Regions from separate parts of the Mus musculus genome. Here region 2 is linked to region 1. Evidence: chromatin loops called from intact Hi-C (ENCODE). Cell type or tissue: gastrocnemius. All regions are shown on one strand. Links, peaks and the distances in the headings refer to the core of each region. The heading gives the core; the rest is flanking DNA. Region 1 overlaps Ube2h (ubiquitin-conjugating enzyme E2H). Region 2 overlaps Ube2h (ubiquitin-conjugating enzyme E2H).

What was found. Hi-C counts contacts between places; a loop is a spot of excess contacts. Peaks named below come from ENCODE experiments on the same cell type or tissue, not always from the same donor. Only the 100,000 strongest peaks of a DNase experiment are listed, where the experiment ranks them.
Region 2: a loop joins it to region 1, with 2.2 times the contacts of the local background. A loop is called at or near these places in 3 of 42 quality-filtered maps.

The regions. Positions count from the first base shown.
Region 1 is chr6:30,297,538-30,302,914 of GRCm38, forward strand. The region is part of intron 1 of Ube2h (ubiquitin-conjugating enzyme E2H); the gene reads right to left. Among named protein-coding and RNA genes, the nearest start is that of Ube2h, 4.3 kb to the right of the region's middle. In gastrocnemius, for the core only: no CTCF peak of the experiment used is centred there; a DNase peak (open chromatin) is centred at 3,009; H3K4me3 peaks cover 2,589 bases; H3K27ac peaks cover 4,241 bases.
Region 2 is chr6:30,239,658-30,245,034 of GRCm38, forward strand. It overlaps Ube2h (ubiquitin-conjugating enzyme E2H), which reads right to left. Exons shown (of 7, transcript NM_009459.3): 4 at 2,881-2,920; 5 at 1,715-1,767. Among named protein-coding and RNA genes, the nearest start is that of Ube2h, 62 kb to the right of the region's middle. In gastrocnemius, for the core only: no CTCF peak of the experiment used is centred there; no DNase peak of the experiment used is centred there; H3K27ac peaks cover 1,729 bases.

The DNA.
Region 1 (5,377 bases), core at 67-5,066:
CCAAATTTATTTCTGTGTATATGTGTGTGTAGGTCAAAAGATAGCTTTTTTGAGTTCTCTCTTTCCACCATTTGGAAAACAAAAAACACTTTTTATATGTACAAATCTGCGTGTGTATGTGTGTGCGTGTGTGTGCGTGTGCTGTGCGTGTGTGTGTGTGTGTGTGTGTGTGTGTGTGCGCGCGCGTGCTACATACATGCTACTACCCCACTCCATCCCCGCCCCAACACACACTGAAATCAACAAGACTTTAAGATCTCCTGGAATGGGAGTTATGGGTGACTGTGAAACACCATGTAGGTACTTAGAATAGATCCCAGACCTCCACAAAAGCTTCAAGTGCTTTTAATCACTAAGCCATCTCTATAGCCTTTGGTCTTTTCACACATAATCTTGCTGTATAGCTTAGGATGGACTCCTAGTAGAGCTTCTGCTGCCTCTATCTCACACAGTTCAGTTTAGTCTTGAACTCCTCATCTTCCTGCTTCCATTGCCTAGGTGGCAAAAATTTCTTTTATCAATTTATAGTTCTTCCTTCTTCTCAGCCTTTGGTCTGATTTCTGTCCCTGGGTGGATGGTGGATGGATGGATATAAATATATATAAACTGTTGCTGCCTTCAGACACACCAGAAGAGGGCATCAGATCCCATGACAGATGGTTATGTGCCACCATGTGGTTGCTGGGAATTGAACTCCTGTCAATGCTTACCCACTGAGTCATCTCTCCAGCCCTATTTCCATGATTTGTTTGTTTGTTTTTTCGAGAAAGGGTTTCTCTGTGTAGCCCTGGCTGTCCTAGAACTGACTCTGTAGTCCAGGCTGGCCTCAGAAATCTGCCTGCCTCTGCCTCTGCCTCCCGAGTGCTGGAATTAAAGGCGTGTGCCACCACTGCCCAGCTTATTTCCAGTATTTTTAACAGGGAAAAGCAGTTACAGAGCAGGTACATAGAACATGGTCATGACGTCGGAAACAAGAACTCCTGGCAAGAATACATGCCTCGGAGAGACAGCCACAGGCTAGGGTTTGAGGATGACGTCTTCCACAGTCTCTCACTCCCAGACCCCACTCTAGACCTCCTGAAACAGGAAGTCCACGGTGGGATCCAGAACCAGTTTTCACAAACCCTCCAAGCAAGTAAGATCACACTCAAGTTTGAAAACTATTATTTAAAGGATAAGATTATGAGTGGCTGTTTTCTTTCCCTTTTTGTAACCTATATTTTCCCCAATTACTTTATTATAATACTTTCAAAACCCTACTATGTCTTTCATTAAAGTGTTTCATTAAAACACAGATTCTCTAGGTCTCCAGGTAAAAAGCTACTACACTGTAAGCATTATAGGATCTGAATTACATGTCTAAAGAAATTCAATGGTTCTTGGAAGCATAAAATGAGATCCCAACTGCATGTGTGTGTAAATACCAGTCAGAGTGCTGGGAAAGTCACAACACTACCCAAACTAACAAACCAGGTCGCCTTACTGCATACCCAGAGAGAAAGGGTCTCTTACACCTACACAAGATTTTTCCTTCATATAAGCTGAATTTGTAAGCTTGTTTATATTTTACAACTTCACTGCAAAACTCACAGAGGTTCTTGGTTTACCAAAATAAGTGCTATAATCATCCCTGTGTCACCAAAATCTATGCAGGGAAGACAAACTCAAAACACTGGGAGTTGCCAAGTTTTCAAGTTTTAGCTTTGAGACCATAAACTTATTCTTTCACCTCACCAACTCAAGAGAGAAGCCACAGGAAATAAGGGGTCAACCACAGGTTGCCAATGGACAGGGGCTGGTTAAAAGACTGCCTACACTTTGAACACAAATTAAACAATGAATAACTTAGGGATAACTGCTGATTAACAGCAAACACGCCAAAGCTAAAGTCTGAGATAAATGGTTTCACATTTCAATGCTTTTGTTTTAATGTTTTAAAAAAAAAAATAAAAAATAAAGGCATTTGGATGCCCATATATATCCTCATCACATAAAATTACTTTTTAACTTTCATTAAAAAAAAAAAAATCAGGTTTTGTTGTTTGAGACAGGGTCTCTATGTAGCCCAGGCCATGAGATCCATCTGCCTTTGCCTTCCAATTAATGATACTAAAGGTGTGAGACACCACAGCTGGCAAAAAGGTGTGTGTGTGGGGGGGGATTCAATCTTGAAAATACTAAGTATTCAAAAAAGCAAGGTGTAACACACAATGCTGATCCCACATTCTGATTTAAAGAAACAATTCAAAAACTAATTCCACTCCGGGCGGTGGTGGTGCACACCTTTAATCCCAGCACTTGGGAGGCAGAGGCAGAAGCAGATGGATTTCTGAGTTCGAGCCCAGCCTGGTCTACAAAGTGAGTTCCAGGACAGCCAGGGCAACACAGAGAAACCCTGTCTCGATAAACAAACAAACAAAAACTAATTCCACAAGTACTACGTCCACCACTTTGAACTTCTCACTAACCCCTCCACATTGACACACTGTGCCTGACACAAAGAGGGTGCACAAATATTTAGAGGTTTGAACTTGTTCCAGAAAATTTCTGAAGCCCTTACAGCAAACACCAGCTTTTCTTTAAATTCTAGCAAGCTTAGAGCTCTGGGGGTCCATTCCCACTACAGGTTTAAGTCACTATTAACTATAAGTCACTTAAGGACATTTAAAACGTCATATCCTGTTTTGTTACTGAGATCTCCTGGAAAAGACAGTCTTTGAAAAGTCATAGTATTCGAAATTTCCAAGTATTACAGCAACGAGAGGTGTGCCAAGTCCCCATTATGATAAGATTCAGTTTTCTAGTTTAATTTTTTGAACATTTCTTGAGTCTGAGTACAGGTTTTCCTTTTTTTACCCCTTGAAAATACCCTTGGTTCTGTCAGCAGCTCAAGGCATCCCCAGCCCCCACCTCCTTTGTATGTAAACACACTCTTGTCACACACTCCCATCAGCTGTTTGGTAGCTCCACCCCTCCTCCTTTTCCGGGTAGTAACAGAGCAGCCAATGAGCTGCAAGGAGCTGTGCCTGCGGCCTTTTGCCTGCATACGCTTTTCCAAAACAAGCAGCTCTAGCCTTCAGCAGGGGCACTGGTTCACAGATAAAAGGCTCACCAGAGCTGTGCAACAGGGCGAGACAGTCACCCCCACCAACAAGGAAACCCATGTAACCTGAGCTGTTTGTTCCTCCACCAGGGACAACTTCAACCAATATTCCTTTAGGGCAAATCACGCTTAAGGTCACCAGAGTCCCAGTTCTCAGACAATCTAAATAATCAGTGGTTGCCGATGGAAACCTCAAAGGTGGCTAGTCCTGTGTGGCTCTCAAGGCTAGCAATCTACCTGGCTCTGGCAAGCAAATGGCTGCACTATCCAAGATCATTTTACAGAACCTAGGCTAAAGACAAGTGGTTTTTATCCCGCAGCACCCGAAAGTCATGTAAATCAGTTTCTAGGCTCCTGTGGAGGTTTGCACAACCCTCAGCTGAGGATCAGAAGAGAAACAATGAATGAGTCAGAGTTTCAGAGTATAATCGCCCAGCAGATTAAGTGCATTGGTGCAAAACACTCACTCCCTGCATAACTTGGGAGTCGGCTATCCTACCAACCCGTCACAAAAGAAATACCACTGGCTCTGAAAGAGACCGTGTCTGGCAAGGTGCAGGAAAGCAGTGACCAATTAGTAACACACCCTCTTCTCTCCCTACCCCCACACCGCTACTTTCCTACCATATAGGTTGCTGCCAAGCTATAAATCCTTGTAGTGTAATTATGCCCAGAAGACAGCCAAAAATGGGCTGAAACAGGAGACATTGATGAAACTGGCTATCAGCCTCTACCAAAGAAACCACGGAGGGACGACGACAAGTACCAGACATTCCTTCAGACCTTTTCTTTCTACTTCCTTACCACCATCTTTCATTTTTAATCCTCAGCACTGACAGGTGATTGTACCCATCTTACCAGCAGACTGAAGAATTCACTCTTAAATTTTTCACTAAGTATACCTTTCCCCAAAATTGTAAACTCCACTTGGGCCTACTGATGTGAATTCAACTGAGAAAGGAGACCATAAAATCTCTCACCTCCACAATACACACAAACATGCACACACAAAAGGAAATCCGAAAAATTTTCACTCCCAAACTACATTAAACCAGAAAATAAACTTGAAGTAGAGATAGCCTCTAGCTTTCAAATCAAAACTGTTATCCTCTTATCTCAGAAATCTACAGTTTTAAAGAGCCCTGCTTTCTTTGTCAGCAAGGGAGGTGGGGAAAGAACAGAAGCCAGTGCATCTTTGCCTTTCTTCATCTTCTACTAAAAATAAGCTATGAAATAAGCCACTTAGGGAGAGGGGGAAGAGAGACACCCCGCTGTTCTTTGTTTCCCTCTCCCTCGCTGCCCCCCCCCACTAGTCACCCCCCCACACACCCGGACTCCTAAATGCGGTAATCATTCTAGATGCCACAACTACTACGTGAACAAAAGGCACTGTATGGAAAAGGCATCAGGTCAAGTTAGGCCTCACTCTTTATCCTCAATCTTTCAGAAATCTATATATGAACGTAATTTGAGGATCTGACATCGATCAAAAACAGCTGGAATTCTCTCCCCCACTCCATCCCAATTATACATTAGGGTGAAATTTGCATTAGGTGTGATGGTAACTCTCAAACTCTCAATTCAAGACAAAAAAAACTCCTAAGTCTAGCACCATGTCATTTCCTAGTTTCTAAACAAAAATACCCCCCCAACTGCTTTGTGTAGAATGTACAGAGCCATGGTTACAAGTTTTCCTGCGGTATGAAAAGCCAGCATTCCGGTATCATTCATGCATTTACAAAACAATCACAGCCACAAACAGCCCATAAAAGAGTAGATGTCACATTTGCCTAGGTGTGTATCTAGCGTAATACTCTTTCTTACTGGCTTCACTCTAGTCCTTCCTACTACTGCCCTTCCCCCAAATTCTAGATTTCAAACCCTAAAACTTGCGAGTCTAACCACTATTCTTAATTTCTAGCCAGCTCTCCCCTGGGCAAAGAGAAAAAATACCTTCTTATTCTTGAAAAGATGTCACAAAAAAAAAAAAAAAAAGAAAGAAAATGAAAAAGAAAACTCTTGCCTAGGCAACTTTCCTCCCATCCCCCAAGTTAAAATCCTAAGCAAAAACTACTTTTAAAAACTTCAGCAAATTCCATAACTGAGTTTTTGACAACCACCACTGATGTTTAGGAAAAATAAAAAAATAAAAAACAGCAACAAGTAAGAGAAGGAATTACCTGAAGAATCTAGACAAACAACTTGAGTTATATAAACAAAATCCTGCAACGGGGGAAATGGTTGGGGGATGGGGGCGAGGCAGAAAAGAGAAAC
Region 2 (5,377 bases), core at 95-5,094, 58 kb before region 1:
CAAAAGGTGGCTCAGGCTCCGGGAGGGCCAAGAGTATTATGCTCTCTCTCATGAGCTTTTTTTCCTCTTAAACTTGTCTTTTGAAATTACATCATTTCTTCCTTCCTATTCCTCTCTCCAACTCTCCTCCAAGTCTTTAATTTTGAGACAGGGTCTCTCTGACCGGGCTGTCCTCAAACTTCAGAGCTCATTCTGCGTCTGCCTGATTCTTCTCGTTTCTGAACAATCCAGCTTTGAGTGACCTTCCCTCCTTTCCTTGTGCCTTCAGCAACTATGATCTATTTAGTCATTCTTGCAATTCCTTTTAGCGAGAGGTACTGTGCTAGAAGGCCCACCTAGAGACAAATTGGACACACTTAACAGTCCTTACAGTAGGTAACAATCTAGCAGAACAAAAAATTAATATAATACCAAGTCAAAGTGGGTGTATGAGAGAACTCTAAAACATACTCAGAGGTGAGTAACAGCAGAAACTGCAGGAGAAGCGCATGGAGTGAGAGCATCAGAGAGGGAATATCTATTGAGTCTGTGGAGCGGACTTGTGGCTAAAAGTAGAAACATTTACTCTGTTTAGTATCACTGGTTCGCTTTCAGTAGACTTTTAATTGTTTTCAGTTCCCCTAGCAGGTGACACTCACCACAGTACTCTGAAGAACTAAGTCATCGATCGGTTGGTCTGTTACAATGGATGAGTCACACTTTTGGAACTGAAGGATGGCTCAGCGATCCGTGGAACACCTGCTTACTTTCCTACTCACCTCATCTCAGAGGCACCTTGCTAAGATTCTCTCAAACTACAGCATACAAGTTTCAGAATGCACCCATTAAAGAAAAAACCACCAACATTTGTGTGTGTGCGCGTGCGTGAACTAAACTGTATGTTTAGTTCGGAACCTCACAAAGTGGACCACTTCTCCTCTCTGCCCTGACTCTCCCAGCCAGTCTTCCCATGCAGCCAAAAATGAACACCCTCACTCTTCTTCCTGCTTCGGCTTCTCTGAGTACTCAAATGACCATGCCTGGCCCACAGAATCTTTATGTTTTAAAGATTTAAAAAATGTTTAAAATTATGTCTGTCTGTGAAAGGTGGGTATGAATGCAGGTACCCGAGGCCAGAGGCATCAGACCCCTCAGAGCTGAAGCTATAGGCAGTTGCTAGCAGCCCGACATGGGTGCAGAACATGAGCTTGGGTTCTACGCAGCAGTGGCTCATCAACCATCTCTCCAGCTCTTCTTCATTCTTTATTTTAAATTTGCGTTACTAAACTGAAGCTTATATACTTCAGAGTGAAAAAAAGTTGTTTTCTATACCCATTTTCACAGTTGTCTGTATAATGTCATACGTGCCCTTTCTACTTTATTCACTGAGGCGGGGTCTCTCAATTGAACCAGAGGCCCCTGATATGCTCGTCTCCCTAGCCAGCTTGCACAGGGGAACTCCTTGGATCTGCCTTGAGAGGCCCCACGCTCACATGATTTTCACGAGTTCTGGGAGCAGACTCTAGTCCTCACGCTTGTGTAGACAGTGCATTTAACCACTGAGCAATGTCCCTAGCCCCACTGCCCACCCCGTTTTCTTCCCAAACCTTCCCACTCAGCCCCTCAAAATTCTTTCCCATTCCCAACACCACACAACTGAAGAAACACCAAGCAATATTCTTCTGAGGCAATGTCGTCTCAGAATCTCCAAATAATATTCCATGGCCAAACTCACCATAGAGAGCTGTCCAAGTTTGATTAATTACATCTAGACACACAGTTCCTGACCTGAAACAGATGAAAAAAAATGGCACTTTTTAAAAATTAGAAATCTAGTTGCATGTTTCTGGCAGCCAATTTTATCAAAACTACTTTGTAACAGACCCTTTAAGATGGGCTGGGAGTGAACTGGGGGGAGAAGGCCAGGGATTGGCAAGCTCTGCTGTGTTTCCTTTACAACCAACAAGGAACAAGAGTGAGCAGCGTTCCAAGAAGAACACACCTGACCCAGGCGATGACCGATAGGTAGACCTTGTAATTCCCCAGCACAGAATTTCACTAGACAGTCAAGTGTATGCATGTCTCCTAAGAAAACAAACTTAAAGAATAATTTGAAAAATACCTATTCTATATTTTTAAAAATATTGTAGATGTCAAAGATTAAAGTTACTTAAGGAAACTTGACAACTAAAGGTAGTATATGAATCTTACACTACCGCTCTACAGATTGGGTAAATCCCTGAGTCTACTTTACTGTGGTTACTTAAGAGAACGTTATTCGTCATCAGGATGGATACACCAAGGTACTAAAGATTAGGGAACACAATACAGACATGTAACCTGCTCATGCAAAGTTCACAAAACTTTCCTGTGTGGTTGTGAGACAGCCAAACTAAAGCTGGATGAAGAAAAAAGTCCAGTCCAGATAACCAGCACAGGATGGGCAAGACCGGCTGCGATGACATTACTTATAAACAATCATTAAGAAATGGGTAATTAAGATTCATTAGCTAAAATGAAATTGTCATTCATATTTGTCCCTCAAGAACTAAGAAATACATTCAGAGCTGAAAACAGTGAACCCACATGCTGACAAAGAGGTCTTTGGGGTCTATATAGTAAGAATTGAGATGCGGAACATTTCAGCTGGATACCAAAGTAAATGAAAGGTCCAGTCATGGAAATGGAAATACGTGAGCAGCACAATCAGTAACTGCACTGGACCCTCAATGGCTCAGACGATCACGGCCCTAGCATTCTACAGTTTAAGTGACCATTCACATAGTCCTGCCTCCCATAAAACCCAAAAGATAACAGAGTTTTTATATCTGAAAGAGATGACCTCTAATTAATCAAGAACAGCTGCTGCTAAAATTCAAACATTTTTAAATAGTTACTTACGCTTCATCAATGTTGGGATGGAAAATTTTATTCATGAATCCTGCAAAAAGAGATGTTAATTAGCAGCACAAAGTATGCAGAGAACAGCGAGTCTTAACTTGTCAGTACTGGATACCACTGTAGGACTGGCAAAGGCGGTGATCCTCAAATTGTTACTTTCAAACCTACATCTTTGGCTACCTATAGAATATATGAGATTTTATATATGTATTCACTCCATCTAACTAAAATACAGAGCCCTATAACAACAACCAAGGAAGCTTTGGGACCATGCAGCTATTTGTATCAGATAATCTTTTTTTCTTTTCTGCTTTTTTGTGACAGGGTTTTCTCTAGGTAGCCCTGGTTGCCTTGGAACTCGTTGGGTAGATCAGGCTGACCTTGAATTCAAGAGATTCGACTGCCTCAGCGTCCTGAGTGCTGGGAATAAAGATGTGTGACACCACCACCCAGATCAGATCATCTCATAAGCAACTGTCTTCTGAATTATGCAGGAGCTTGCCAAGAGAATATTTAACAGTGATTTATAACTAGTGCCATGATGAAAGCTAAGAAACGACACTCCAACAGCTGTGCTTAACTTAAAAGTTCTCAGTGTAGTTATGGGTATCATTTGACCACACAGTACAACATGAACCAGAGCTACTGAAGTTAGAGCACTGCCTCCAAACCACAAAATTTCACAAGAACAGTGACCAAAGCTGTTCCTTTGAATCTATTCACTCAAAGGAAGTCAATTTTAATTAAAATCGAGACAACTAAGAAATAAGGAAAGGGAATTAAAATACATTATCTAAGATAGTTCAACCTGTCAGATTTAACTTTTAAAATATATTCCTAGGAAAGTATAAACTTAAAAATTCTTCTGCTTAAATTCCAGTAAGAAATGTATCCATTTTAAACTTAACGTTAATGATTTTATCAGTATATAAACAGAACAACACTCAGAGCTCCTCACTATGCCGTTTTCCCATGATGCTCGCTGAGGAGGACTGTGCAGCCCTACTAAGTTGTAGCCCTACTATGTTACATACCATTGACAAGTTCTCTGAACTATTCTTACCACCACTGACCCCACTCCACCTTCTCATCCCTTTCCCACAGGGTCTGCCTGTCCTTCCAAATATGCCTGTTAGCACCCACTTGGCAGTCATGTCGTCAGGGCACAGGAATGAGAAAGGGCCATCTTCCTGGCGGTCACTGTAGCTCAGGCCAAGAGACAGGAGGAAGGAACTGCTATGTGTTCTAAGTATGGACACAGACAGCACATGCGGGAAGAGGGAGAGGGTACAGAAACACAGATGATGTGGCAACTCAAAGCACAGCCTCCAGTGACTTCTAAAAGCCTTACAAACATCTCTCTGTTAGGTAACAGGACAAGAACACAAACGCACAGGCACTCGACTTTACTCTAGCCACCCCAAACAGTCCCACTCTTTCATTCTTGTCTTTATGTTTACGGCTTTATCTTTTAACTACAGCAAAAGTCCTATAATGTATAAATCACAGTGATGCAAACGACTGCATAAATATTATTTTTTCATTAAGACGCTTGAGATTAATAAAAGCTAATAAAAGTGCTCATGTCTTTTTTTTTTTTTTTTAAGATTTATGTACTTATTTTATGGATATGAGTGCTCTAATCTGCATGCCAGAAGATGGCATCAGATCACTCTATAGATGGTTACGAGTCTCCATGTGGTTGCTGGGAGTTGAACTCAGGACCTCTGGAATAGCAGACAGTGTTCTTAACCTCTCTGAGCCATTCTCTCCAGCCCAAGTTCATGTCTTAAAAGGAGAAAAATCCCCTGTAACCCTAGGAAAACGCTACCAATATGCATGGCCTGCATAAGCTCTGAGAATCCTGGAAGTTAAGATTCTAACAGCTGGCACGGCTGGAGCACATCTTCAATTCCAGCATTAGGGAGGAGGAGGCAGAATGATCTCTATGACAGTTTGGGGACAGTCTAGTCTACATAGTGAGGCTCCAGGCCGGCTAGCACTAAAAAGTGAGACACCCCCAGCGCCCTCCCCCCAATTCAATAACTAAAGCAGCCATGGACTAGGAATCCTACACAGCCAGGCACAATGAAACTAGATCAACATGTCAGTTTGGATAGATTTAAAGTTATATTGAAATGAACAAACAAAGCATGATACTATAAACCTGGTAAAGGCCCTCAGCTGAGGTGGTGGCAAGTCTTAAAAGGAGAGCCTCGTACTGTCTTCCTAAACGGAGATGCTGTCAAGCTGCTGCCTAAGTGTCTGTATATACCCACAGGTTACTGATGCTCTCAGATGAGTATTGCTTGAACACTTAGCCCTAATGGGACATCACAGCAAACACGAAGGCCCCACTCCAAGGTTCAGAAACATGGAGGAAGAGGAAGCAGAAACAGTGGTAAAAGGCAGAGGATGGGAAGGAGTACTGTGATGTAATGCCTTCAGGACATGGAACTCAACCATAAAAGTAAGGGGGGCCATATTGGAAATTTCT